Linked DNA regions of Homo sapiens: region 1 is linked to region 2. A link is an interaction called in ENCODE POLR2A ChIA-PET data of the cell type or tissue named here. Cell type or tissue: B cell. All regions are shown on one strand. Links, peaks and the distances in the headings refer to the core of each region. The heading gives the core; the rest is flanking DNA. Region 1 holds the start of LOC124909372 (a long non-coding RNA gene). Region 2 holds the start of SS18L2 (SS18 like 2).

Evidence for each region. ChIA-PET counts read pairs that join two places held together with the same protein. Peaks named below come from ENCODE experiments on the same cell type or tissue, not always from the same donor. Only the 100,000 strongest peaks of a DNase experiment are listed, where the experiment ranks them.
Region 1: POLR2A ChIA-PET joins it to region 2 with 5 read pairs; 9 of 35 experiments call an interaction of 5 or more read pairs at or near these places.

The regions. Positions count from the first base shown.
Region 1 is chr3:42,483,531-42,498,156 of GRCh38, forward strand. LOC124909372 (a long non-coding RNA gene) reads left to right here and starts at 6,936. Exons shown (of 2, transcript XR_007095894.1): 1 at 6,936-7,035; 2 at 7,533-7,779. It also overlaps a transcript of VIPR1 not described here. RefSeq lists an enhancer at 6,613-6,872. In B cell, for the core only: no CTCF peak of the experiment used is centred there; a DNase peak (open chromatin) is centred at 6,941; H3K27ac peaks cover 1,469 bases.
Region 2 is chr3:42,584,791-42,599,416 of GRCh38, forward strand. It overlaps SS18L2 (SS18 like 2), which reads left to right and starts at 6,070. Exons shown (of 3, transcript NM_001370300.1): 1 at 6,070-6,176; 2 at 6,735-6,811; 3 at 9,632-12,144. The coding sequence starts at 6,108. The coding sequence ends at 9,719. It also overlaps a transcript of SEC22C not described here. In B cell, for the core only: no CTCF peak of the experiment used is centred there; a DNase peak (open chromatin) is centred at 5,941; H3K4me3 peaks cover 1,684 bases; H3K27ac peaks cover 1,955 bases.

The sequences.
Region 1 (14,626 bases), core at 5,916-8,415, 100 kb before region 2:
CCAAATAAGCTCAATTAGATATGAAATAGGAGATATTTCAACAGATACCACAGAAATATGAAAGATCATTCAAGCCTACAATGAACACCTTTATGCACACAAACTAGAAAATCTAGAGGAGATGGATAAATTCCTGGAAACATACAACCCTCCTAGATTAAATGAGGAAGAAATAGAAACTCTGAATAGACCAATAACAAGTAGCAAGATTGAAACAGTAATTTTAAAAATTGCTACCAAAATAAAATCCAGGACCACATGGACTCACAGCTGAATTCTATCAGACATTCAAAGAAGAATTGGTACCAATGTTACTGAAACTATTCCAAAAGACAGAGAAAGAGGGAATCCTCCCTAAATCAGTCTGTGAAGCCAGTATCACCTAATACTAAAACCAGGAAAAGACATAGCAAAAAAAGAAAACTACAGACAAATATCCCTGATTAACTTAGATGCAAAAATTCTTAGCAAAATACTAGCTAACTGAATCCAACAGCATCGCAAAAAGATAACCCACCATGATTGAGTGGGTTTCACACCACGGACACAGAGATGATTTAACATATGCAAGCCAATAAATGTGATACACCACATAAACAGAATTTAAAGCAAAATCATATGATTATCTCAATAGATGCAGAAAAAGCATTTGACAAAATTCAGCATCCCTTTATGATTAAAACCCTCAGCAAAACTGGCATAGAAGGGCCAAACTTCAAGGTAATAAAAGCCATCTCTGACAAACCCACAGTCAACATTATACTGAACAGAGAAAAGTTGAAAGCATTCCCTCTGAGAATTGGAACAAGACAAGAATGCCCACTTTCACCACTTCTATTTAACATAGTATCAGAAGTCATAGCCAGAGCAATCAGACAAGAGAAAGAAATAAAAGGCTTTATTGTTTATTCAAAACAATAAAGAGGAAGTTAAACTGTCACTATTCACCAATGATATGATCATATACCTAGAAAACCCTAAAAACCAATTCAAAAAGCTCCTAGATCTGATAAATGAATTTAGTAAAGTTTTGGGATACAAAATTGATGTGCACAAATCAATAGCACTGCTCTACACCAACAACGACCAAGTTGAGAAGCAAATCAAGAACTCAATCCCTTTTATGACAGCTGCAAAAATAAAAATAAAAATAAAAATAAAATACTTAAGAATATACCTGACCAAGGAGGTGAAAGATCTCTACAAGGAAAACCACAAAATACTGCTGAAAGAAATCACCAATGACACAAACTAATTGGAAATATAACTAATGCTCATGGATGGGTAGAATCAATATTGTGAAAATGACCACACTGCCAAAAGCAATTTACAGATTCAGTGCAATTCCCATCAAAGTACCATCATTATTCTTCATAGAACTAGAAAAAAGCAATCCTAAAGTCCATATGGAACCAAGAAAAACCCCACATAGCCAAAGCAAAACTAAGCAAAAAGACCAAATTTGGAGGCATCATATTACCCAACTTCAAACTAAACTACAAGGCTATAGTTATCGAAATGGCATAAAATACTGGTATAAATATAGGCATGTAGACCAATGCAACAGAATAGAGAACCCAGAAATAAAGCCAAATACTGACAGCCAACTGATCTTCAACAAAGCAATGAAACATAAAGTGGAGAAAGGACACCCTATTCAACAAATGGTGCTGAGATAACTGACAAGCCACATGTAGAAGAATGAAACTGGATCCTCATCTCTCACATTATATGCAAATCAACTCAAGATGGATCAAAGTCTTAAATCTTAGACCTGAAACCTACAAATTCTAGAAGATAACATTGGAAAAACTCTTTTAAACGTTGGCTTAGGCAAAGAGTTCATGACCAAGAACCTAAAAGCAAATGCAACAAAAACAAAAACAAATAGATGGAACTTAATTAAACCGAAAAGCTTCTGCACAACAAAAGAAATAATCAGCTGTGTAAACAGACAACCCACAGAGTGGGAGAAAATATTCACAAACTATGCATCCAACAAGGGACTAATATCCAGAATCTACAAAGAACCAAAACAAATCAGCAAGAAATAAACAAATAATCCCAACAAAAAATGGGCAAAGGACATGTATAGACAACTCTCAAAAGAAGATATACAAATGGCCAACAAACATATGGAAAAAATGCTCAACATCACTAATTATCAGGGAAATGCAAATCAAAATCACAATACGATACCACCTTACTCCTTCAAGAATAACTGTAATTAAAAAATAAAAAAAAAAATAGATGTTGGAGTGGATGTGGTGAAAAGGGAACACTTTTACCCTGTTGGAGGGAATGTAAACTACTACAACTACTATGGAAAACAGTAAGAAGATTCCTTAAAGAACTAAAAGTAGAACTCCCATTTGATCCAGCAATTCCACTACTGGGTATCTACCCAAAGGAAAAAAAAAGTCATTACATGAAAAAGACACCTGTTCAGGAGACAGATGCACCAAAATCTCAGAAATTACCACTAAAAAACTTATCCATGTAACAAAAAACCACCTATTCCCCAAAACTATTGAAAAAAATAAATAACTAAAACATTGTCCTAATGAGGGTCCATAGGCTTCAAAAGAAGGTCCATGGCAGTAAAAAGGTTCAAACCCCTGCTGTGGACAGACCCCCATGAAAGAGGGAAGTGATGGCCTCCAGTTGGGAGGGGTCCTCATTCAATCCTTGCAGAGATGGGCCAGAAAATCTTAGAAACCAATGTTCTAGGGCAGGGGCTGGCAGCCAGACTGCCCAGAAAAGGACTTTACTCCATCTTATCTTCTTTCTACTTATTGTTTTAACTTGTACTTATGGATTCTGAACTTTTCCACTGTGCCCAGCAAGGAGCTTAGCAGGTGAGGGTTCCTGGCAGGGTGGAATAGAAACAAGAGCCTGACAGGCACTAGACTTAGCCCCTTGAATTGGGATTTTGGGTGGTGGCCAAGGACTGACAGGGCAGCCCTCAATTTCCCAGTAGGGGGTCCGGGAGTGATAGAGTCCACATTCCAGGACTTTCCTGGAGATGGACCATGTTGGGCTGTCACTGAAGGCTGGTATGGCAGAGCCGAGAAGTGAACTCCCAGGCACGAACTGAAGTGAGTCCACAGCACCTGCCCTGGGGAGTCAGTGGCTGACAGGAGGTCTTTAAGCTGCACAACCTGGACCCCTGTCCTCAGAAACTTTGAGTAGGGAGCAGGGCAGGCAAAACTGGCAAACTATATGAGAGATGCTAGGTTGGTTCCTGTCTGACCTCTGCTTCTTCCAGAGTGTAGCAGATATTTGGGGCCCCTCCTCTGATAACAGCTGCAGCTGCAGGGGCCAGCTCTATACCAGCCCTCAACATCCCACCTCAACAGTCATAGGTCTCTCCTTTTGCCTGTCTCAGGGCTATTTTTAAAAGTCACAGAGTCAGCTGGGGGATGAGTGGGAGATGCAGCCAGGAAGTGCAGGGGAGTTAATTCCCCAGAGTGGGACCCACAGATAAATGGCCCAGCTTCCCACTCACTCTGGGAGGCTTCTGAGGTTCTCGCTGAGTTGGGCCCCCATCTTCTGAAGCAGAGAGCTTGATGGCACACTCCCTGCTCCCTTCCTGCAGCCTGCTAGGGTCACCTCCCAAATAAACTACCTGGACCCAAGTACTTTGCTCCAGGTTCTGCTTCTAGGGAGACCCAAACTGAGATATAGTAATAGAGTTTTTAAGCTGGACACATGACTGCCTCTTATAAAGGCTATATTGCTCAGCTGTGTATTTTAGCCATGGGTGGCCATGTGATTAAGTTTTGGCCAATGGGATGTGAGAAGAGGTGACTGTGCAACTTCCAAATCACTCAGTTGCTAGGAAGGGGCATGCCATCTTCTTCCCCTTTGCCTCTCTTCACTGCCTGGAAAGCAGAAGCAGCAGTGGCCATGTGGACAAAGGTCTTTACCTCCTGATATTCACTCCCTTGTGTAGCCTCCTCCCACATTCAACCAAGAATGGCCTCTGTGATCAATAGAATACGGCAGAAGTGACAGTGTATGACTCTCACAGATAGTCATAAAAGGCACTCTATCTTCCATTTCAGTCCCTGGGGTCTGTCACTCAGGAGAACCAGCCGCCATGACATAAGGACACTCAAGTAGCCCTGTGGAAAGGTCTACATGGAGGAGGAACCAAGGCCTCCTTCCAATAGCCACGTGAGAGAGAAAATGGTTGGGAATAGATAGTACCCCAAATAAACCTTTAGATGACTACAGCCCTAGCTGACATCTGACTGCAAACTCATGACAGGTCTCAAGCCAAACCTGTCCAACCAAGTTTCTTACAAATTCCTGATCGACAGAAACCATAAGACATAATAAATAATTTATTAAAGCCACTAAGTTTTAGGTCAATTTCTTATATAATACTAAATAACTGCTATGGGTTGAATTGTGGCTCTCCTGTCAAAAATTTACATGTTGAAGTCCTAACCCCTAGTACCTCAAAATGTAGCATTATTTGAAGTAAATGTCTTTACAGAGGTAATCCAGTTAAAATAAACTTATTAGAGTGGGCCCTAGACCAGTATGACTGATGTCCTTATAAAAAGGGGAAATTTGGAGACACACAGGGAGAATGCCAACGTGAAAATGAAAGCAGAGATTGGGATGATGCTTCTTCGAGCCAAGGAGTGCCAAAGATTGCCAGCAACTACCAGAAGCTGGATGAGAGGCATGGGATTCTCCTAGTCCTTAGAAACCAACCCTACTAACACCCTATCCTTGGGCTTTCTGGCCTCCAGAACTACAAGAAAATAAGTTTCTGTTGTTTAATCCCCCAAACTTATGGTACTTGGCTACGGCAGCCAGAGCAAACCAGTACAATAACTGATACAGACAACATCCAAAGGATAGTGGAGTAGAAAGACCGAAGAACTCTGGGCCTTTCATGTCACAGCAAGAGCCTCCACACCAACTCTGGCTTCTCTATGCAAAAAAATAAATCCCTGTCTTATTTAAGCCGCTGTTCTTCCCATCTCTAGCCCACGTAGCTGAAGCTATATCCTCACAAATTCAGCATCTAAAACTTCCTCTCGACATGTGCTGTCCTGACTGATTTCACATGGAAATGAATCCCCAGAATAAAGAAATAAATTGAGATCAACACTGTCATCAAGATTGTAAAGACTGTCTTCCTTTCGCACACAGACACTGAGTGTTTCTTCCAGATGGAAAGCAGGTGGGGTTGGGTGGAAGGGGATGCAGGAAGCCCTTACTGTGAAGGAGCAGCACATCCTGGCAGGACTGAGGGGGAGGTCTGGAGGAACCACACTGGCTCTACTCACTCTATGGAGACAGAGCAGAACATCTCTCTAAGGAAAAAGAAAGGGCACCAGGTCCAGGAGAGACTGCCCAGGAGCGGAGGCCAACACAAAGATTCAAAAGAAGTGCTTCTTTCTGTCCTGGGCTAAAACGAACCACACGTACATTCCCATTCCTTCCCAAGATGGCCTCTTCCATTCTGCTGTCCCTGAACAACTTGAGGACTGGGGAGTTGGAGTTGGAACTTGCAGTATTAAAACTCTTTCTGTTTCACTTAACATGAAGCCAACGTATACTGGCCTAAGCAAAGAAGAGATTTATATAACAGAAACAGAAAAGTTCACAGGGCTTCCGGTGCAACTGGATTCAGGAACTCAAACAATGTCATCAGAAATCTGTCTATCTCTATCGCTTGGATCTGATTTCCTTGTGTTTGCTCAAATCTCAAGCAGGTAAATATGCCACAGCAGCAGCAAGCTTGCATTTTCCCAGCTTACTAGTGGAAAAGCAGCTTCTTTCCCACAGTTCCAGCAAAAGCCCCAGGGCTGATGCTCATTGGCCCAGGTTGGGGCATGTGACCATTGGCAAGACTCCCATTGGCCAGGCCTGGGGCAGGTGCTCACTACTGGAGCCAGAGCGGAGTATAAGCCCTACCCAATCACTGAACTACGTGGGTCAAGAGTAAAGGAGCTGTGGCTTCCCCCCAATCAGAAGGGCACTGGATGATGGATGAACTCTGTGTGGTGCGTCTTCACACTGACACCAGGAGGATAAGGAAGTGACTCCCTCAGCTGAGTGGCTGGCATGTGCCAGGCTAGAGCAGCTTGGCTATGGCAGAACATCCAGCCCCACCGTGTGGACGGTAGGGTAAGACCCAGCCCTAGTCTGGCCTCAGACTAAGGGCTCCTCATCCCCAGGCTTCCCCATGCATTGGCACTCCTCCAGACCAGGAGTAAGACATTTCTTTGTTACGCACAGTTCTGTACTTTCTTACTCCGCAGTATGGCCCTCCGCTGGTGGCCAGTTACCCTCAAATGTGGTCTTAGCTCCAGCAAGCCTTCTGCTTTCTACCTTCTCTCCACTCTCCCACCATAGGTTACACACACACACTCATTCTTCCACCACCAGTCCAAGACCTCTCCTCCGACCCTCCATTTCTTCAGAGCACAGTTCCCGCGAAGCCCTTCCTCTGATCTGCACCACCCAGAGAGGCTAAGCTCTGCCTGCAGTCTCCACTCACACCCTACCTCATTCCTACAAGAGACTCTGGTCTCCCTACTTAGCCTGGGAGCTCCCAGGGCAGGAGTTCAGCTTCCTCCTTGCTCCTTCCCCACCCCAATTCCTCCCCATGCAAGACAGAGGACAGACAGGCCTACCCCCAAAGAAGGGGTTAAATAATCTGAAAGTTAGGGTCACCACAAAGCAAAAGAAGCCAGCGGTCAATTCAGGGTGGCTTCCCAGAGTGGCAGCAGGCGTCAAGGTTCACACGAGCTGCAGCAGAGCTGCTAATGCTGTCAGGGTCCCTATCCTTATTCCTCTGGGCCTTATCCCATCTCAGGCAAGAATAGGCCTAGGGGCAAGCACAGCTGGCAAGTGACTCAGGCCTGGGCAGGATCTAGAATAAAGAGGAGGCGAGAGAGGCGTGCATAGCTGAGGCTATTTTTACCCAGACCTGTGCAAACAGAGGCATGAGCTGGTCTGGCCAGTTCCTCCCCTTCCTTGGCACCTGGCCTGGAAGTCCCTTACCAAGTAAGCAGTACCCACTGGGTTGGGAGCCAGAGGGGAGGAATGGGTGGGTAGAGAAAGGGCAGATGTAAGAACTGCCTCCAGGTACCCTAGAGACACAATACCTTGGAAGGTGATAAGTGTTATGAAGAAGAGTAGAGAGTAAAGAGGTTTAGGAGTTGGGGGGAAGGGAGCAGTTTGCAGTATTAAGGAGGGGGACTGGCATTGAGAAGAGAGGTGGGGAGCCATGGGAATACCGGGGAAGAGCATTCCAAGTAGAGGGAGCTGCCAGTACAGACTGAAAAGCAGCAGGGGTCTAGGAATAAATTTTTAAAATAGCAGGGAGGCTGGTATGCCTTCAGGGAGAGCAGAAGACCAGAAGAGAGGTGAAGGATTGTGATGGAGGCATCACTCAGGGCCTGGTAAGCGCTCGGAACTAAGGAGCCACAGGATCTCGCTGATGTTTTAAAATGTGTTCCACAATAGTCAGTCTGAGAGAAATGTGTTAAATAACACCACAGGGGCACAAGCAGCAAACTTTGACAGGAGGATGCCCGTGCGCAGAACCCACAACCCAGTTTCTTCAAAAGAGAGCCTGCAAGGAAAAGAGAAGCACAGGCAGAGAGATTGAGGGGAGTCTCTGTATGAAATTTGAATGTGTGAATCTCTGTATTTAAGCAAACAACTGGTAAAAATAAATAAATTATCAATCAAAGCACTTACAAGGCAAGGAATGAAAATTAAATAATGATTGGATATTGAATGCTATTAAGGAATTTTGGTATTTCTTAGTGTGAAAATTGTGTTGTGTATAATGGTATTGTGGTTATTTTTTAGAGTCCTTATCCTTTAGATGTACACACTCAAATATTTACAGATAAAATGGTAGATCTGTAATTGGATTCAAAATGATCATGGTTGAGGTAGAGGGACAGAGGAAATAAATTAAGTGATGGGTGCATGGAAGATCATTATAATACTTTATTCACTTCATGTATTTTGAAGCTTTCTTTCTTTATTTTTTGTTTGTTTGTTTGTTTTTTGTTTGTTTGACATGGAGTCTCACTGTGTCACCCAGGCTGGAGTGTAGTGGGGTGATCTCAGCTCACTGAAACCTCTACCTCCTGGGTTCAAGTGATTCTCCTGCTTCAGCCTCCCAAGTAGCTGGGGCTACAGGCGTGCACCACTACACCTGGCTAATTTTAGTATTTTTAGTAGAGCTGGGCTTTCGCCATGTTGGCCAGGCTGGTCTCGAACTCCTGACCTCAAGTGATCCACTGACATTGACTTCCCAAAGTGCTAGGATTATAGGTGTGAGCCACCGCACCTGGCCTGAAGCTCTTCTTAACAAACAATAATACTACTCAATCCGGATACTGAGATTGGAGAATGGGGTTCCAGAGATTCTGAGGAAGCAATTGTGGTGAACAGGTGAACAGGTGAGCAGGTGAGGGATAAGTTAAAGATGACCTGAGACTGCAAGCAAAGGGTGAGAGAAAGCAGTCAGGGATGCGCTTGCAAGAAAAGACTTCCCCTTCCTCCCCTGGCTCCAGCATTTGGCTTCCTCTTCCCTCCCAACTCCCTCCTCCCCTCTCATTTTTTTCTTCTCTCCCAACTTTCCATCCTCTGCCCACCCTCCTCATCCTTCCTTCCTTCCTCATCCCTCCTCCCCTATCTCTCCTTCCTCTTTTCTCTTCCTCCTGCCTCTCTATCTTCAGCAAACATCTTCCTGGCCTCCTTCCCAGCCCTGCGCAGGTGGTCCTACCCAGCTGGTTTTTCTCTGCAGCTAGGTTGCCAGGCAGCTCCAGTTTGGTTCCCCTGGTCACCACCACCCCCAGCTTCCCAGGCCTGCTCTCCTTGCTGAGTGCTGCCTTCACCAAGTTTCCTCAAAAGGAGAAAAGAGAGTGCTCCTGGGGCCTCTCCTCCCTCCACAGAGGAAGCACCACCACAGCCTGAGGTTGTCCTGGCCCAGCTTGGAAGGGAATGGAGGTGAGGACCTGGGGAAAGCGTTAGGGACCCAACCTGGCATTGACAGCATGAGATGGTCTTTGTTGTTCTTCTCCCGGAAATGATTCCCCTCACTGCAGAGGAGGGTGGAGGCTGGAAGAAAAGCAGAAGTGACCCTAAGACACTTCCTGTCCAGGCATTTGTTTTCAAGTGCCAAGCCTGGGGACCCAGGAGGAGAAGGGAAGGACTTCCCTGGGATTCCTCCAAACTGTCTCCCTTGAGCAGCACTAGACTCACTACCTGCTCCCCACCTCCCACCTCAGGAAGGGGACTGCAGGGTACACAGGAGGCTGCGCCCTGGACACCAGGCCCCAGCCCCACCAAACCCTCAGTCCCCAAAGCCCCAGACCCTGAACTTGCCAGGACCATGCAGGCTGGGCTACTGTGGGTCTTGGCAGAACCAGCAACCAATGGAGGGCGAGAAGGAAGGAGATCTCTAACATTTTCCCAGAACAAACCACGCAGGAACCCAAGAAAGGCTGAAGTTCTATTTTTTGCCAATCCGGTGTAATGAGAGTATAAAGCCAAAATTAACTTGAATTCTAGAAAATAAAGACAAGCCATATTTCCTGAACCTGAGTCAATGGACTGAGATTCCATCCAAATAAAGGAAAGGCTAGGAGGGAGACGGGTGGCTTCTGGCTCCAGTGAGACCCGAGGCTATCTGCTGCAGACCCCAGATTGCAGGCCACGGTCCCTGTCCAGTGGCAGGGCACCAGCCTACCTTGCCACTGTGGGCAGCCATCAGGGAGAGGGCAGCCACTCTCGAGAGGGCCTTGGGACCCTAAAATAGCCTTGTCTCCCCAGGGAGAGTAGACACACACTCCCACGGCCGAGCATGGGGCTGGCACTCTGGTAATCATCAAAGTAATAAAGATGATAAGAAGAAGCATTTAGTGAGCATGGCTGCTTGCCTGTGGGCACAGTTGGGCCTAGGGTCCCTAGAGGCCTTTATGCTGGATACCTGTGGCTGCAGTGGGGGACAGAGGAGGGATTAGAGCTGGGCTTCCCCAACCTAACTCAGATCTCTTGCTCTCTCTGCCTGGTCTTCAAGCCACAAGCTTGGCCCCAGTCCTAGAACCCATCCTTCAGTCAGGGGAATGACACAGTGGCTGTTGCAAAGGCCCCAGGTCAGAACCCAGGTCTGGCTGATGGGTCAAAAGAAAGTTAAATAGATACTCCCACCCCTGCTCTGCAAGGATCAGGATATGGCTGTACCTGGGTTTCTCTGGGCGTTTCTTCAGGGTCCTGAGGTCCTCGTCAGAGAGGCACAGACCTGGGCTGTGCTCTACCTTCTCAGCCAATGGGAGCCCAGACTCTGGGCCCATCCCTTTCTGGAAACATCTGGTTTATCAAGGGCAGCCACTCTGTGACCAGCCAGGGTCCTCTCCTCCAGTCTCAACTCCCACCTGGCAGGTGAGGCTGCCTCTGCCCACACCCGTCCTGGGCCCAGGTCCCCTCACCTCACCAGGCAGCAGCCAGCAGCATCCTGCCTAAGGCACAGCAGCTGACAACAGACCTGCCTCAAACCTTCCCCAGTGGGGCAGCCGTGGTTTGTCTCCCTTGTCTTAGCTCAGGAACTAGACAACTTTGTACTTTATTGACGCTGCTGTTTAATTTTTGCTTCTATGTTTATGTATGAACATGAATTAAACATTAGACGTTAAATATGTATTAAATTAATTCATAGATTTATATATTTATTGATATCCATGAAATTATAAAATGGAAATGCAGTTTTTTTTTACTTACCATATATTTGCTTTGTTTTAATATCAGCATTATGATACCTCGTAGAATATGTTGGAAAACATTTCATCTTCTTCACTGCTTTCAAACAGTTTGATTACATAGGAGTTATCTGTGCCTTAAAGGTTTATGTAACTCTCTTATAAAACTATCTGAGCTTGGTATTTTTTAGGGGTAAATTTAATGGTTTATATTTCTCTAGAAAAGCACCCATTTCACCTAGATGTTCAAATATATTGGCATTAAGATAGTATTCCCTCATAGCTTTCAAATATACTCTATTCTTGGAACTATGTCCTTTCTCTTGTATATTTCCACTTTCACTTGTGATCAGCCTTGCTAAACCTTTGTCTATTTACTGGTCTGCTCAAGAGGAAAGTTTACTTTATTAATCACTTTGATATTTTATTTTGATTTCATTGTTTTCTGTTTTTATAGTTACTAATTCCTTCTTTCTTTGGATTTAATTTATTATTTTTTTCTAGTATATTTAGCTGTTAACTTATTTCACTAATTTTATCTTTCTTGTTTATTATCAGTGCAATTAAGGCTACAAATTTTCCTCCAGTTACTAGAATGTTCATATCTCTTATTTTAATATTCATTGTTATTCACTTCTAAATAATGTATAATTCCAATTTTTACTTCCTTACCATAATAATTACTTAAAAGGGTGATTTCTGGTGTTTTAAAATTTATTAATTGTCTATGCGTGAAATATTTCCAAACATACAGGAGAAAAGAATAAGAAAATCAAACCCAAATATCCGTCACCCAGTTTTATTAGACCTTAATATAATGTCATATTTGCTGTAGTTTTTTAACATATTTTTTATTTTTTTGAGACAGAGTCTCACTCTGTCACCCAGGCTGGAGTGCAGTGGCATGATCTCGGCTCACTGCAACCTCTGCCTCCCGGGTTCAAGCGATTCTCCTGCCTCAGCCTCCCAAGTAGCTGGGACTATAGGCGCCCACCACCACTCCCGGCTAAATTTTTTTATTTTTAGTAGAGACGGGGTTTCACCATGTTAGCCAGGATGGTTTCCATCTCCTGACCTTGTGATCTGCCCTCCTTGGCCTCCCAAAGTGCTGGGATTACAGGCATGAGCCACTGTGCCTGGCCTGCTGTAGACATTTTTTAAAGAAATAAAATATTCAGTGCAGTTGAGAATCCCCTGTGTATCCCTCCTGTGGTTGGCAGAATTCTAAGATGGCACCCAAGATTCCTGCCTCCTGGTGTGCACACCCTGTATAATCCCCTCCCTGTGAGTGTGGGTGGGCCTGACTTAATCAGGTGAGCCCTTTAAAAGGAGGTTCTAGAGTTCAGAGACATAAGTCAGACAGCTTCAAAGCTGCAGCAGATACTCTCTTGCTGGCCTGTCAAAAAAAGCAAACCTCTATGTTGTGAACTGCCTACAGAGAGAGTCACATGGCTAGAACCTGAGGTCAACCTCTAGCAGCTGAGAATGACACCCAAGTCAATGGCCAGCAAAAAAGTAGGGAATCTTATAGCTGCAAAAAATTGAACCACCTGAAAGAACTTGGAATAACAATGAAAACTGAACAACCTGACTGAACTTGGAAGAAGACCCTGAGCTTCATATGAAAACACAGTCCTGGCTGACACTTTGATTTCAAGCAGAAGACCCAGCTAACCTTTATATGGACTTCTGACTCTAGAAAATGTGAGATAATAATGAGTGCTGTTTCAAGCAGCCACATTTGTGGTAGGAGTTCGAGACCAGCCTGGCCAACATGGCGAAATCCCGTCTCTACTAAAAATACAAAAATTAGCCAGGCGTGGTGGCGTGTGCCTGTAATCCCAGCTACTCGGGAGGCTGAAGCAGGAGAATGGCTTGAACCCGGGAGGCGGAGGTTGCAGTGAGCCAAGATTGTGCCACTGTACTCCAGCCTGGGGCAAGACTCCGTCTCAAAAAAAAAGCTAATACATCTCCCTTATTCCATTCCCCTCCCTCTCTTTGCAGAGGTAACTAATAACATGTCTTTGTGTTTATCATTCCTGGACATGATTTACACTTTTACTGCATAATTAGTATCCATAAAAGTTACATAGTATTGTTTGCAGATAGTATTGTTAACTCTATAAAAGTAACATTGTATCATACATATCATTCTGCAACTTGCTTTGGTTGCTGGACACCATATTTTTAGTTACATATACACATAGAGGGAGATGTGGCTCTCCTTATTCTGAGAACTGAAAAGAATTTCTGAGAGAAGGGTGTTAAACTCTTCCACTAGGACTGTAGATTTGACAGTCCCTCCCTTTTCTACATAACTTGAGGCTATAGCATTAGAGGCATAGACGTTTGGCATTTTTATATCTTCTTGAAAGACTGAGTGGTCTAACAATATGAATTATCCTCTTTGTGCCTTTTGTTTTCTATCTTAAATTCTCACCCATTCCCATTGACTATGATGATTCATTTTTGTAATTATTTCTAATACATGATTTGATGCTTCTATTTATCATATATTTTATTTTTAATCCTCTCATACGAGCAATCTTTATTTTTAATCTTCCCAAACAAACAATCTTTATTTTTAATCCTCCCAAACAAACAATCTTTTATTGGATACATGGAGTTTTCTTAGTTTCATTTTTCTTTTTTCTGGTTATTTGGGAGTTACATACTTTCTTTTTTCCCCAGTGGATACCCTCACATTTTTAACACACACACTAATCTCTGGTGGCATCAATTATGTTAAACTCCATGTTGTGTTTTGTCCTGCCTACAGTATCTCCCTTTTCCAGAATCTCTGCCGAAGGTCAGCTACACACAGGAACGCAGGACTGGGAAGAGGGAGGTTAGCGTGAGAACTTTGAGATCCCCTGTGGAGTTAGTCTGAGTTCTCCCTGGGCTAAGTGGCCTCACCCCCCTCAGGAATTCACTGCCTCAGAAATGAGCTCTGAGAGAGGATGCAGTGCTGTCTGTGGTTATGGGCACCCTCTGAAACTCAGCCCCTCTCTGCCCTTCCTACCTTGAACCTTGTCCCTAACTCTACTTCCTCCCTGCACACGCTGGCCAAGCCCTGCTCTCAGACCCCTGGCTGGAAGTAGATGTGTCTGTATGAACTCATGCCCACACACAAGGGCACACACTCACATGCTCTTACACGCGGACATACATGCACACACACACACGCACACACACACGCACACTGCAGCAAGCATTTGACCAGAAGCTGTGGCTGCTTTTGAAAACAGGGTGGAGCAGTCCTCCCCTTTAGAGTCTCCCACACTCCCAACACCATGACCCCTGATACGGTTTGGCTGTGTCGCCACCCAAATGTCATCTTGAATTGTAGCTCTCATAATTCCCATGTGTTGTGGGAGGGACCTGGTGGGAGATAATTGAATCATGGGGGCGGTTTCCCCGATACCGTTCTTGTGGTAGTGAATAACTCTCATGAGATCTGATGGTTTTATAAATGGGAGTTCCTCTGCACAACCCCTTTTTGCCTGCCTTCTGCCTTTCGCCTTCTGCCATGATTGTGAGGCCTCTCCAGCCACATGGAACTATGAGTCCACTAAACCTCTTTTTCTTTATAAACTTCCCAGTCTCAGGTATCTCTTTATCATCAGTGTGCAAACAGAATAATACAACCCCCTTGCTAAGCTGTCTGGTGACAGACTGCTGACCCCCTGGACAAAACTGAGTCCTGGGGTTTTGAGGGAAGGAGTTCTCAGGTTTTTCCTCTCTGCCCAGAGCAGGAGCTCCAAGGGTAGGACCTAGGTCCCCTCTTCCTCTATCCCCTGGAGCAGGAGCTCTCTCACATACTTCATTCTCCATGCCTCAGTTTCCCCTCTGTGGCAGCTGCAAAGGGGCATCACTTG
Region 2 (14,626 bases), core at 4,719-7,218:
CAGGGTTGGTAAAGGCAATTGAAAACCCTGTAGCATAAGTGCTCTTCAAATATGGGGAATTGGGGCCAGGTGTGGTGGCTCACACCTATAATCCCAGCACTTTGGGAGGCCAAGGTGGGTGGATCACGAGGTCAGGGACCAGCCTGTCCAACATGGCAAAACCCCGTCTCTATTGAAAAATTACAAAAATTAGCCGGGCGTGATGGTGGACATCTGTGATCCCAGCTACTTGGGAGGCTGAGGCAGGAGAATCACTTGAACCTGGGAGGAGGAGGCTGCAGTAAGCCGAGATCGCACCATTGCACTCCAGCCTGACCTACAAGAGCGAAACTCCATCTCAAAAAACAAACAAAACAAAACAAAACAAACAAACAAATATGGGGAATTGGGCTCTCAAAACTTGTGGTGCGAGTGCTTTAGAACAGGACCTTACACTCTCTGACTGGTGCAACTGGTGTGGTTCAGGCACCATGGTAGATTGGACAACAGGGGTGAGATGTAGTACCTAAAGTCCTAGCTCTCATCTCCAATCATTGTTCACTTTGGCTCCAGGTTCACAGTCAACTCCAGAGTCTTTCTCTTCCAGTCCTCTTCAGTCCTCCACTCCTAGGGTAACACCCTGGACCACAGAAGAGCTCCACCTCTGAAGTTATAAATGCAGACACCTGATCTTTCATCTGTCCTTCTGCTATTCTCTGAATTCCTTTCATGGTTTCTCTAGCCTGCAGAAACTTCCAGTTCATTTGTCCCTCTACTTTGTTTTATTTATAAGCTCCATCGAGTCTTCATTTCCTTCCCCATCAGCTGAGAGTTCAGGGTTTATCACCTCCATCACATTCTTCCCAATATACTTATATTCCTTGCACAGTTATCTTTCTGGCATAACTAGAAGGATAGTAACACCCATCTGGCAGCACTACAATCCTGGAAGAATCCAACCTTCTGTCTTCTCTGAATCTGCTTCTTGGCTCTAAGTGCTGCTGGACAAAATCTCACAACCACACAGATCAGTGCTACATACATTGTCAACTTCAACTAGGTCCTCAACACCTTTCAGCGCTCCTATTTGCCAAGGCAGCTCTCTCTCCAGCTCTCCCCCAAAATCAACTTCCAAATATCCTGCATGCTCCCCAGATCTCCCACTCTTCAACCCCCCCTCCCCCGCTTGCTCTCCCAGGAACCTCCGTTACTGAAGAAAGAGCAACCATCAAAGTGATGTCCCTTAGCTCCAGACAACTCCTCTCCTTCCAGCTACCACCTTCTTTCCCCTCTCCCCTTTACAACCAAACCTCATGGAAAAAGTGGTCTATATGTGAACACTCCATTGCTTCACCTTCACCTTTCATTATTTCTCAGTCCCCTGCAGTTCTGATACCTGTTTCACCATATCACTGAAAATGCCCTCCTCAAAGACCTAGTCTTTATTCTTCCTTGTTCTTTTGTTGTTGTTGTTGAGACAGAGTCTCGCTCTGTCACCCAGGCTGGAGTGCAATGGCACTGAGGCTTACTGCAACCTCTGCCTGCCGGATTCAAGTGATCCTCCAGCCTCAGCCTCCCAAGTAGCTGGGACTACAGGCCTGTGCCACCATGCCTGGCTAATTTTTGTATTTTTAGTAGAGACAGGGTTTCAACATGTTAGCCAGGCTGGTCTCAAACTCCTGACCTCAAGTGATCTGCCTACCTCGGCCTCCCAAAGTGCTGGCATTACAGGTGTGAGCCACTGCACCCACCCCTTCCTTGACCTTTCAACAGCATTTGTCATTGCTGTCCTGTATGTCCTTTTCAGTCACTGTTTAAAAAAAAAAAAAAAGCCATAACCCCCACTCTCCTGGTTTTCCTCTTCCTATATCTCTAGTCTCTTTCTCCCCTCAGTCTCCATTGCAGCTTCTTTTCCTCTGCCATAAGAGAAACTATCACATTCTCCTTAGGCAGTCTTATCCACTACATAGTTCCAGTCAGTTTCTACAAGTGATGTTTCTCAAAGCTGTATCTCCAACCTAGCCTTTGTCCCTGAGTTTCAGCCCCAAATAGCCACAAGCCTCAACATCGTTTGACATCACCTCACACTGTACATTTCCACAACTGAATATATCACCTTCATTTCCATTCCAGCATCTCCCCCACTGTTCCCTGCCTACATAAGGGGCATCACCAGTTTCTCAGTTGCTTAACCCAGAACCCCAGAAGGCATCCCTAATTTCCCTTTTCTTTCCCTCCCCACTTGATCACTAAGGCCTGCCAAATCTACTTCTAATGTCTTTCAAATGCACACACTTCTTTTCTCATTGCTCCCACTATCTCTGGCCTGCATGCTTGTAGCAGCCTTGTCACTGTTCTTTTTGTTTCTCATCTGGGCGTCTTCCCTAACTTTCACCATGTTACAGCCAATAAAACTCTAAATGCATCTCAGGCTTCATCATTCTTCTGCCTAAAACCATCCATGGCTCCCATTACTCCTAGGAGAGTACAGAATCTGGACACCTGTGTCCTGCTTAACCTCCACTTTGCCTTTATACTGCCTTTATAAACCTTTTCTTCTGGAGGTCTTTCCCTGTATGCTGGAACAGGTTGGTCCCCTATAACACCTGCCTCACCCTAACACCATCTCATTTTTTTTTACCTGATAGAAACTTTAATGATGTTAAAAAACCAATCAGTCCAGGTGCGGTGGCTCACGCCTGTAATCCCAGCACTTTGGGAGGCCGAGGCAGGCGGATCACGAGGTCAGGAAATCGAGACCATCCTGGCTAACACAGTGGAACCCCGTCTCTACTGAAAAAAAAAAAATACAAAAAATTAGCCGGGCGTGATGGCGAGCGCCTGTAGTCCCAGCTACTGGGGAAGCTGAGGCAGGAGAATGGCATGAACCTGGGAGGCGGAGCTTGCAGTGAGCCGAGATCGTGCCACAGCACTCCAGCCTGGGCGACAGAGCGAGACTCCGTCTCAAAAAAAAAAAAAATCAAATCCTTATATAAACCTCACTCAAAACCTTCGCTTTAGGCCAGGCTCTGTGGCTCACACCTGTAATCTTAGCATTTTGGGAGGCTGAGGTGGGTGGTTCACCTGAGGTCAGGAGTTCAAGACCAGCCTGACCAACATGGTAAAAACCCCCATCTCTACCAAAAACACAAAATTAGCTGGGCGTGGTGGTGCATGCCTGTAATCCTGGCCACTTGGGAGGCTGAGGCAGGAGAATTGCTGGAACCCCGGAGGTGGAGGTTGCAGTGAGCCGAGATTGCACCATTGCACTCCAGCCTGGGCAACAAGAGTGAAACTGTCTCAAAAAAACAAAAACAAAAACAACAATAACAACAACAACAACAAAAACCGGGGCCAGGCACGGTGGCTCACGCCTGTAATCCCAGCACTTTGGGAGGCCGAGGCAGACAGATCATGAGGTCAGGAGTTCAAGACCAGCCTGGCCAACATAGAGAAACCCCATCTCTACTAAAAATACAAAAAAATTAGCTGGGCATGGTGGCTTATGCCTGTAGTCCCAGACTACTCGGGAGGCTGAGGCAGGAGAATTGCTTGAACCTGGGAGGTGGAGGTTACAGTGAGCTGAGATTGCACCAATGCACTCCAGCTTGGGCAACAGAATAAGACTTTGTATCAAAAAACAACAACAACAAAAAAACCCCTTCACTTTATTCCTCAAAACATGTATGTCCCAGTTCCCTCCATTTCAGAGCCATAAACATAAAGCCTACAGGTAAGATACTTAATACCCAGGACAGATCTTTGTGTGTATATATACATACCATATGTAGCATTATGTTATATAGTATTATATAAATTACATGAAATTTTGCATAAGATTGGTAAGCAAGTCACTTAAACTTTATGAACAAAAGTATAGGCCGGGCATGGTGGTTCATGCCCATAATCCCAGGGAAGCTTTCACAGGTGGGAGGATTGTTGTCTGGACCATCTCATGTTATTGTCATTCCTCACTTGTCTAAACAGGAATAGGGCTGAGTGGAACTACGGAAGACCTGTATCCTGCTCCTGATGTTTCCTTTTCTGCCCACTCTGTGTCTCTGAAAGCTTTGGGGAATTTTCCTGAGGAGGAAGCCTGATGTGGAGTTAACAGTGCAGGCTTGGTAACCAGGAAGCCCTGAGTCCGCCCCAGCTCAGGTGTTACCTCACTTCTCTCACCGGGTTTACCTCTCTGTGAAATGGGATGAAAGCAGGCCGGGCACAGTAGCTCACACCTGTAATCCCAGCACTTTTGGAGGCCGAAGCGGGCGGATCACGAGGTCAGGAGTTCAAGACTAGCCTGACCAATATGGTGAAACCCCATGTCTACTAAAGATACAAAAAAAAAAATTAGCCGGGTGTGGTGGCAGGCACCTGTAATTCCAGCTACTCAGCAGGCTGAGGCAGGAGAATCGCTTGAACCCGGGAGGCAGAGGTTGCAGTGAGCCGAGATCACACCACTGCACTCCAGCCTGGGTGACAGAGCGAGACTCTGTCTCAAAAAAAAAAGAAAAAAGAAATGGGATGAAAGCTGCCTTTTCACAGGTTTGAATAAAGGGATTGTGGAGAGAAAGCCCAGTAAAGCAGATGAGCTTGCTCAGGATCAGGGCCACCACTCAGGGGAATAAAGCTCTAGGGACCTCCCCTTTTTAGGAGTGTAGGTTCCCAAGATCTCCCTCCTAAATGAAGTGGCCGCTGCTCACTCCAGGGAAAACGAATCTTGTTACCACATCCACCACGGATGGCTAGAACAGGGGACCGGTACCGCATAGCAGGAGGTGAGCAGAGGGCGGATAAGCATTACCGCCGAGCATTCTGCCCCCTCAGATCAGCGGGGGCATTAGGATCAGCGGGAGCATTAGATTCTCACAGGAGCGTGAACCCTATTGTGAACTGGACTTGCAAGAGATCTAGGTTGCGCGCTCCTAATGAGAATCTAATGCCTGCTGATGTGAGGTAAAAGAGTTTCATACCAAAACCACCCCCACCTCCGTGGAAGACAAGAAAAATTGTCTTCCACGAAACCAATTCCTGGTGCCAAAAAGGCTGGGGACCACTGGTCTAGAAGACTACAACCAATTCAGTTGCAGTGGTCACCAGGAGTAACCATGTGGCCCAAGAAGGTATGTCCAGCTTCCTCCTTGCATCTTGCGGCACAACACCTTTGCGGTATGGTGCCTGGGCAGTCCCGGGTTGTTAAGGGTGAGAGTTCTAAAGCCAGGCTGCCCGTATTCAGAGACTGGCTTTGCTAAGGAACCTTGGGCAAGTTACTTAACCTGTTTCGTCATCTGTAAAATGGAGAAAATACCAGTGCTTTTTAGGGTTGCCAACCTAATAAGCATTATTCCTGCCCCAAATAAGTCCAGGCTATGTGGAAAAACGCGAATTTCTCGTTCAGCAAAGAGTAAAGCTAATACCAGAGTTTTCCTGGCCTGCAGATTTGGCCTGGCAGGAGACAATGCCATAGCCAATGTTCATGCTCCAGATGCAGACCTGGAGGCACAGAGTGATGTAGAGAGGACAATGGATCTGAAGCCATGTATCTGGGTGCCAGACACGCTGGGTGAAGCCGAGCAAACCGCTCCTGCAGATAGATTGAGTATGCACACCCAGCACTTTGGGAGGCCGAGGCGGGCGGATCACGAGGTCAGGAGACCGAGACCATCCTGGCTAATATGGTGAAACCCCGTCTCTACTAATACAAAAAATTAGACGGGCGTGGTGGCGGGCGCCTGTAGTCCCAGGAGGCGGAGCTTGCAGTGAGCTGAGATGCGCCACTGCACTCCAGCCTGGGCGACAGAGCGAGACTCCATCTCAAAAAAAAAAAAAGCATGCACAGCCTAACACTGGAGGTGCTGACGCCAGGTAGGTCAGCAGTAGACCCAGCCCCAACCCACAAGTTTCGCTCTCCAGACTGCGCAAGCGCAAAGGATACGAAAACGCCCCCGGCGTTCTGGGGGCTGGGACCGAGGAAAGCGCTGAGTATAGCTCTTGCGCGTCCAGTCACAAATGACGTCCCTTCTGTACCCCGCCCTGTAGGCGGGAGCATCCAATCAACTTCGAGAGCGTAGGCCCCACCTATCGTGGGTCGAGTTGCTTGGCGGTCGTGGTTCCGGAGGTTCCTCGGGATGTCGGTGGCCTTCGTACCGGACTGGCTGAGGGGCAAGGCGGAAGTCAATCAAGAGACTATCCAGCGGGTGAGCATCCACGCGGGCGGGCGGGCGGGCGGAGAGAAGTCGGGATCCCGAGGGGCTGCGGGGTGCGAGAAGCATCCTGTAGTGAGCGGCCTCCCAGCTGACTGTGAAGGGTGCTGAGCAGCCGGGGTGCGGGGTGAGATGGGCACGAAATCAGCACAGGCGCCGGGGCAGGACCCCGGCATGGGGTTCGGTCCCCCGCCGTCCAGACGTCACACTGCACTAACCCTTTCTCTCCTTTTTTTTTTTTTTTTGAGACGGAGTCCCGCTCTGTCGCCCAGGCTGGAGTGCAGTGGTGCATCTTGGCTCACTGAAACCACCGCTTCCTGGCTTCAAGCGAGTCTCCTGCCTCAGCCTCCTGAGTAGCTGGGATTACAGGAGCGCGACGCCACTCCCGGCTAATTTTTGTATTTTTAGTATGGGGTTTCCCCATGTTGGCCAGGCTAGTCTCGAACTCCTGACCTCGTGATCCGCCTAGATCGGCCTCCCAAAGGGCCGGGGTTACAGGCGTGAGCCACTGCGCCCGGCCTGCACTGACCCTTTCTTTCTCTGATCTTTCAGCTCCTTGAGGAGAATGACCAGCTGATCCGCTGTATTGTGGAGTATCAGAACAAGGGCCGCGGGAACGAGTGCGTGCAGTAAGTACCCCCACCCCCGCGCCCCTGACCTGTGGGTAGAGGGGAAGCCTGTGTGATGCGGTGCTTTCTCGAACTAAGAGTCTTGGGTGATTGATCGCAGTTAAGCCCCTCTTTGAACTGAGGAAAGAGAGGCTCAAAGAGTTTGCCAACCTGCCCAAGACCATACAACGAGTACACTGCGGAGCCTGGAGTCAGACGTGGCTCTTTCTTCAAAATGTGAATTATTCTCACTGCAAAGCCTCCTTCACTCAAAGCTATGCCGGCTGATGACAACAGGGATGGGGGTGAGAGCACACAGAAAACTAAGCTCAGGAGATTAGAGCCATGGCCCCTTTCTCATCTTGGATCCCTGCCTCATCCTTTCTCTGTTAAGTGAAGGGGTCAGGCCATTTGACTGCTAAGCTTCCTCTCATTTCTAACTTCCCGTCAGTCTGTTAGTGACACACACACAAAGACAAACAAAGGATTTACAAGTTAAGTCAAAGGTAAATTGTGCATAATAATTTAATGCACTCCCTAAGTAGATACCAAAATGAGAGAAAATAGAGTCTGAGTCTCTTTTCCGAATCTAGTCCAGGTATTACGCCCATTTTTTTCTTTTCTTTTTTTTTTTCTTTTTGAGACAGTCTCCCTCTGTCACCCAGGCTGGAGTGCAGTGGTGCAATCTCGGCTCACTGCAACCTCCACCTCTGAGGTTCAAGCAATTCTCGTGCCTCAGCCTCTGAGTAGCTGGGACTACAGGCGTGTGCCACCACGCCCTGCTAATTTTTATATTTGTAGTAGAGACAGGGTTTCACCATGTTGGCCAGACTGGTCTCAAACTCCTGACCTCAGATGATCCACCCACCTCGACCTCCCAAAGTGTTGGAATTACAGGCATGAGCCACCACGGCCGACCTTATGCCCATTTCTTATAGAAAAATATATTATTTCATTGTTACTGAAGAAATGTTTCACAATCCCTACCCCCTAGAAAAATTACCTACAGTCCCTCACTGAATACCTTAATAGAATAGTAGAGATATCAGTTTTTGGGTAAATCTTTACATCTGACTCTGGCATTTGGTAATTTGATTTTTAAAAGTTTATGGTAAATACCTTCTCCTTTTTCTATATGAAAAATGGTTGCAAAACATTCCATTTGGTACAGTAATTCTCAACCCAAGGGTAAGAAAGTTATCAAAATCTCCTAGTGGGGTTTTTCAATTGCACAGGCCATGCTTTCTGAGCCCTTGTCTGATTTATTTTTTTGGGTGAAGAACTCTACCCCCCCCACCGTAAACTTATGTTGATCATGAAAATGTTTTGTCCCTTCTTGAAGTTGTTGAACAGATATTTTATAAGTACAGTTGGTCCTCTGTATCCATGGGTTCTGCATTGCATTTCAAAAATATTGGGGAGCACAAAACAATGAAAAATAGCAACACAACAATAAAAAAAATACAGTATAACAACTATTTATATGGCATTTAAGTTGTATTAGTTATTATAAGTAATCTAGAGATTATTTAAACTGTGAGCCAGGTGTGGTGGCTCATCCCTGTAATCCCAGTACTGTGGCATTACAGTGGGAGGCTGAGGCGGGCAGATCATCTGAGGTCAGGAGTTCAATACCAGCCTGGCCAACATGGCAAAACCCCATCTCTACTAAAAACTAAAAATACAAAAATTAGCCAGGCGTGGTGTGTGCCTGTAATCCCAGCTACTTGGGAGGCCGAGGCAGGAGAATTGCTTGAACCCAGGAGGTGGAGGTTGCAGTGAGCCAAGATCACGCCACTGCACTCTAGCCTGGGTGACAGAGCAAGACTCCGTCTCAATAAATAAATAAATTAAAGTATATGATATGGAAGGCTGTGTGTAGGTTATATACAAATACTATGCCATTTTTTATAAGGGACTTGAGCTCGAGCATCCTCAGATTTTGATATCTAAGGGGAGGAGGGAGGTGTCCTGGAACCAATCCTCTGTGGATACCAAGGGACAATTGTACTCCTGGTACCAGGCACTGTTTCAGACTCTGGGAAATCCATAGTAAAACAGATACCAGCTCTGCACTCACAGAGCTGACATTCTAGACTCTAGAATCTATAAGGAAATGTATAATTAGGCACATAATAATAAGTGCTTTGAATAAGAATAAAGCAGAGTAAGTGGGGGGAGGAGTGCTATTTTATACATGGTATGTCTGATAAGGTGATATTTGAGTAGAGACCTGGGGTAAGGGAGCCAGCTATGCAGTAGTAAGGCATAGTGAGATAAGTAAGACAGAGAAAGCATCAGGTGGAAAAGCCCCCTAGTAGGAGTGTGCCGGATATCTTCAAGTCACAGAAGGAGGCCACTGTGGCCAGTATTCAGTGAACAAAGGTATAGCCATAAGAGGTGAGATCAGAGGGGGACTGGAGGCCCCCATCATGTAGGGCCTTATTAGGACACAAGAACAGCTCACCTTTACCTGAATGAGATGGGAGCCTTTGGAAGGTTTTGAATAGACATATAACATGATTTTGATTTAAATTGTACAGTAATCTCTCAGGCTGTTATGTGGAGAATAAAGTAGGTGCGCAAAGATAGATCTGGGAGACTAGGTGTCTACTGCAATAGTTCAAGCAAGAAATGATAGTAGCTATGAAAGTAATCAGTAAGAATGGGTGAGAATCTGACTATATTTTCCTTAAATATGTTAAACAAGAAGGTTGATAACACTGAATCATCCAGTCAGTGGATGAGCCATTCCACTAGAGTGGGTAAATTATTTTCCAGTTTTTTGTTCATGGTCGGTAAAAACAAGCCTCTGATTTTTGCCTGTTTTTTTGCCCATAGGTACCAGCATGTGTTACATAGAAATCTCATTTATTTGGCTACCATTGCAGATGCCAGTCCAACCAGCACTTCAAAAGCAATGGAATAATCTTTCAAAAGCAATAGAATAATCTTCCATTTGGCTGTCGTGAGGAGTAATTGAATGTAATCCATCTCTTACAAAATGGAGACAGGGTCTTTACCAACTCAACTGGTTAAAACATGAATGAAACCTCTGTGGCTCTTTCGAAACGTGAAAATGTGAAGAAAGCTACTAACTTAGCTGTATTCTCATGTAAATATTTTTTAAATAATTAAGCAAATCCCTCAATAAGTTGAGCCCAGGTGTCCTCTTTCCTGAACTTGGAGCATGTTTGGATAACAAAGACATCACTGGGATGTTCAAGTCTACTTTTTAGTTTCAACCTGAAGAGGAAACTCAGTAGGTGTTGGGCAGGAATTGGTGAGATTCCTGACTTGATACCTTGCTAAATGGACATGTAACTGTGTGCTCCTTCCTATCAGTTTGTAAATGTGGTCCCCCTGACTGCTGTTTTCAGATTGCTTTGAAATAAAGCTTATTTTTCTATAAAATACTGATGTGGAGGTATAGAAGTTTTCATGTAATAAGTATTCCATTTGGTTTTCAAGAATAACTGTGAGGACTTAACCATAAAGTATATAAAAACAATACTATTATCATTGCCAACAAAATGAATAGTGATTTCTAATTATTATCTAATATCATCTGATAATAGATGATGTTTAATTTTCTTCAGTTATCAGATAGTCTTTTTGTTGATTTGTCTGAACCAGAATCCAAATAAGATTCACATGTTGTATTTTGTTGATGTTCCTTTAAGTCACTTAAAGAATACTTAATAGTTCCTTTTTTTCTTTATTTGTTGAAATAACTAGGTGTTTACCCTAGAATTCTCTCGTGTTCTACATACAGTTGTATCTCTGTAGTGTTGTTAATTATGTGCCACTATCATCCACTTTTCCTGTAAACTAGTAGATCTAGAGGCTCATGCAGACTCATGTTCTAATATTTTTAGCAGGAATATATTAGAAGGTGATAAGTACTTGCTTTTGCATCACATAAGGAGTGACCTGACTTTTAAGTTCCCAACCAGCCTTTCACTTAAATTATGATCCACCCAGCTTTGATGTGGTAATTCATTAGGGATTACATAATGAGGATTTTCTAATTTATCATTCTTTCTGACTTTATTAGCTGTATTCTATAAAAAACTTTCACTCTTGGAGATTTATCTGAAAGATGAGGCAAAGGGATTCTTGTAAGTATATCCAAAATTAGAAGCCCAGGTCCCTGCTCCTTTTTTTGGAGTCAAGGGTTGCAACCTAGGGCAACTGTAAAATACATGTAAATAGTGAAGAGATAACTCATTTTGAATCCCAGCTCTATCCCTTAACCTCTGAAAGCTCTGTTTCCTCACCTCTAAAGTGAGGATAATGAAAATAGCATCTGCCTCCTGAGGTTGTGAGACTGAGATAACGTGGTTGAGAACTGGGCACATGTTAATCTATGTTAGCACTAATGTGCTGAGGGCTCTGGCTCTTTCTTTTTTCTTTTTCTTCTTTTTTTTGGTTTTGTTTTGTTTTGTTTTTGTTTTTGTTTTTTTTTGAGACGGAATCTCGCTCTGTCGGAGTGCAGTGGTGCAATTTTGGCTCACTGCAACCTCTACCTCCTGGGTTCAAGTGATTCTCCTGCCTCAGCCTCCCAAGTAGCTGGGATTACAGGCATGTGGCACCATGCCTGGCTAATTTTGGTATTTTTAGTAGAGACGGGGTTTCTCCATGTTGGTCAGGCTGGTCTCGTACTCACGACCTCAGGTGATCCACCTGCCTCAGCCTCCTAGAGTGCTGGGATTACAGGCGTAAGCCACCGCGCCCAGCCGATCATTTCTGTTTTCTAGAAAATTATTTTGTCTGTTTCCCCACTAGCATTCCTGATGGTTTTCCAGAGTCCTATCCCCTGAAGTTCTAATTGCTGGCATAATCACACTCTAAAAGGCTGAACCCCAGAATCATTACCTGAAAATTCGTACTACCAGTGGTTCTTCTTCATGATAAATCATGGACAAATTAAGCCTGAGTTTGTAAACTCTTTGGATACCAACTTTCTACCACTCTTGGAAGAGATGGAGGAGGTGTCAGTCATTTTGGTTGATACTAGCCCTAGGCCTGCCTTGTCCCAGGAGTTTCTTCACCTTAATCACAGACCAAATTGCATACTTTTATCTTCGAATCATCTAAAATATAATTTCAAATCACAAGACAGAATAAAATAATCTTTGAGAGAGGCAGAACCTTAGAAAGGAGATATTTTATCTCATTTATTTTACAGATGAAGAAAGTAAACTTCAGAGAGATCAAAGTGATTTGTCTCAGGTCACATAACCAGTGGCAGAAAGAAGAGAATTGCTGGAATGTCAAGATAAGAATGAATTCTAGGTTTAAAGTTGTTTAAGTATATCCCAAATTAAATATTTCATTCCTGAGCTCTAAAACCTATTTACATTGAAGCCTGATGTCCTAAACACGGTAATTACAAAGCTGGGTAATGGTCTCCATCCTTTCCTTTCATGAATCCATGTATGAAAGTTAGCTTTATCAAACTATTTCATCTCCAGAAAGGCATGTACATTTCATACTGTTCAAGTCTGTAATTGTCAGCAAAATCAGACCCAAGACCGCTAGCTTCTCAATTCAGCCTACAGACTGCTCCTCTAATAGACACACTGGACTCTCAGGGAGGTAGAATGGGCAAGCTCTAACAAAGGACAGCACTTCTGTGATGGTGTGGAAGTACCAAAGGTTTGACTGTACTTTAAAAAGGTGACATGGACGGCTGGGTGCAGTGACTCATGCCTGTAATCCCAGCACTTTGGGAGGCCAACGCGGGCAGATCACAAGGTCAGGAGATCGAGACCAGCCTGACCAACATGGTGAAACCCTGTCTCTACTAAAAATACAAAAAAATTAGCCAGGTGTGGTGGCGTGTGCCTGTAGTCTCAGCTACACTGGAGGCTGAGGCAGGGGAATCGCTTGATCTCAGGAGGCAGAGGTTGCAGTGAGCCAAGATCGTGCCACTGCACTCCAACCTGGGCGACGGAGCGAGACTTTGTCTCAAAAAAAAAAAAAAAAAGGTGACATAGGTGCAGAAACAGGTCAGAAATGATCTAAGTCAAGCTTGTCCAACCCGCCACCCAGGGGCCACATGTGGCCCAGGACAACTTTGGGTGCAGCCCAACACAAACTCATAAACTTTCAAGAAATATGAGATTTTGTTGCAATTTTAAGCTCATTGGCTATTGTTAGTGTTAGTGTATTTTATGTATGGCTGAAGACAATTATTCTTCCAATGTGGCCCAGGTAAACCAAAAGATTGGACACCCAATCTAAGTGAGCCCAATTTCCAAATTTACTATAAAACTACATTAATTAAAACAGTGTGCCACTTCACATCCATTAGGATGGCAATAAAGAAAACCAAAAAATAACAAGTGTTGGTGATGATGTGGAAAAATTGGAAACTTTGTGCACTGCTGATGGAAATGTAAAATAGTGCAGCTATGGAAAACAGTATGGTAATTCCTGGAAAAATCTTAAATGGAATTAGCTTATGATCCAGTGATTCCATTTCTGGGCATATATCCAAAATAATTGAAAGCAGGTTTCAAAGAGGTATTTGTACACCCACATTCATAACAGTACTATTTACAACAGCCAAAAGGTAGAAGCAATCTAAATATCCACTGACATATGAATGGATAGACAAAATATGATATACACATACAATGGAATATTATTCAGCCTCAAAAAAGGAAATTCTGACATGCTACAACATGGATGAAATGGAAGACATGCTGAGTGAAATCACCCAGCTACAAAAGAACAAATTTTTTTTTTTTTTTTTTTGAGACAGAGTCTCGCACTGTCACCCAGGCTGGAGTGCAGTGGCGCAATCTCGGCTCACTGCAATCTCTGCCTCCCGGGTTCAAGTGATTCTCCTGCGTCAGCCTCCTGAGTAGCTGGGATTACAGGTGCCTGCCACCACGCCCTGCTAATTTTTTGTATTTTTAGTAGAGACGGCGTTTCATCATGTTGGCCAGGCTGGTCTCGAACTCCTGACCTCATGTGATCCACCCGCCTCAGCCTCCCAGAGTGCAGGGATTACAGGTGTGAGCCACCGCACCTAGCCTACAAGAACAAATATTACATGATTTTACTCACATATGAGTAGACAAATACTAGAGTAGACAAATTTACAGAGAGAAAGTAGAAGGGTGGCTGCCAGGAACTTGGGAAAAGAGGGAAATGGGGAGTTACTGTTTAATAATACAGAGTTTCAGTTTTGCAAGATGGAAAATGTTCTGTGGACGGATGGGAGGTACTGAGGGTTGTACAACCGTGTGAAATACAGTTAATGCCAGCGAACTGTACACTTAAAAATGGTTAAAATGGCAACTTTCACATAATGTGTATATATATCTATAGATCTATAGATATCTAGATATCTGTAGATCTATAGATCTATAGATAGATTTTTTTTGTTTGAGACGGAGTCTCGCTCTGTCACCCAGGCTGGAATGCAGTGGACCGATCTCGGCTCACTGCAAGCTCTGCCTCCCAGGTTCACGCCATTCTTCTGCCTCAGCCTCCCGAGTAGCTGGGACTACGGGCGACCGCCACCACGCCCGGCTAATTTTTTGTATTTTTAGTAGAGAAAGGGTTTCACCGTGTTAGCCAGGATGGTCTCGATCTCCTGACCTCGTGATCCGCCTGCCTCGGCCTCCCAAAGTGCTGGGATTACAGGCATGAGCCACCACGCCCGCCCATGTAATGTGTATTTTATAGTTTAAAAAAAAAACTTATAAAATAGTGTGGTACTCAGACACAGATCATTGGAACAAAAATCCAGAAACAGACCCACACATATATGGTCACAAGGCGAAGGTAATTCAATGTATAAGAGTCTTTTCAGGCCGG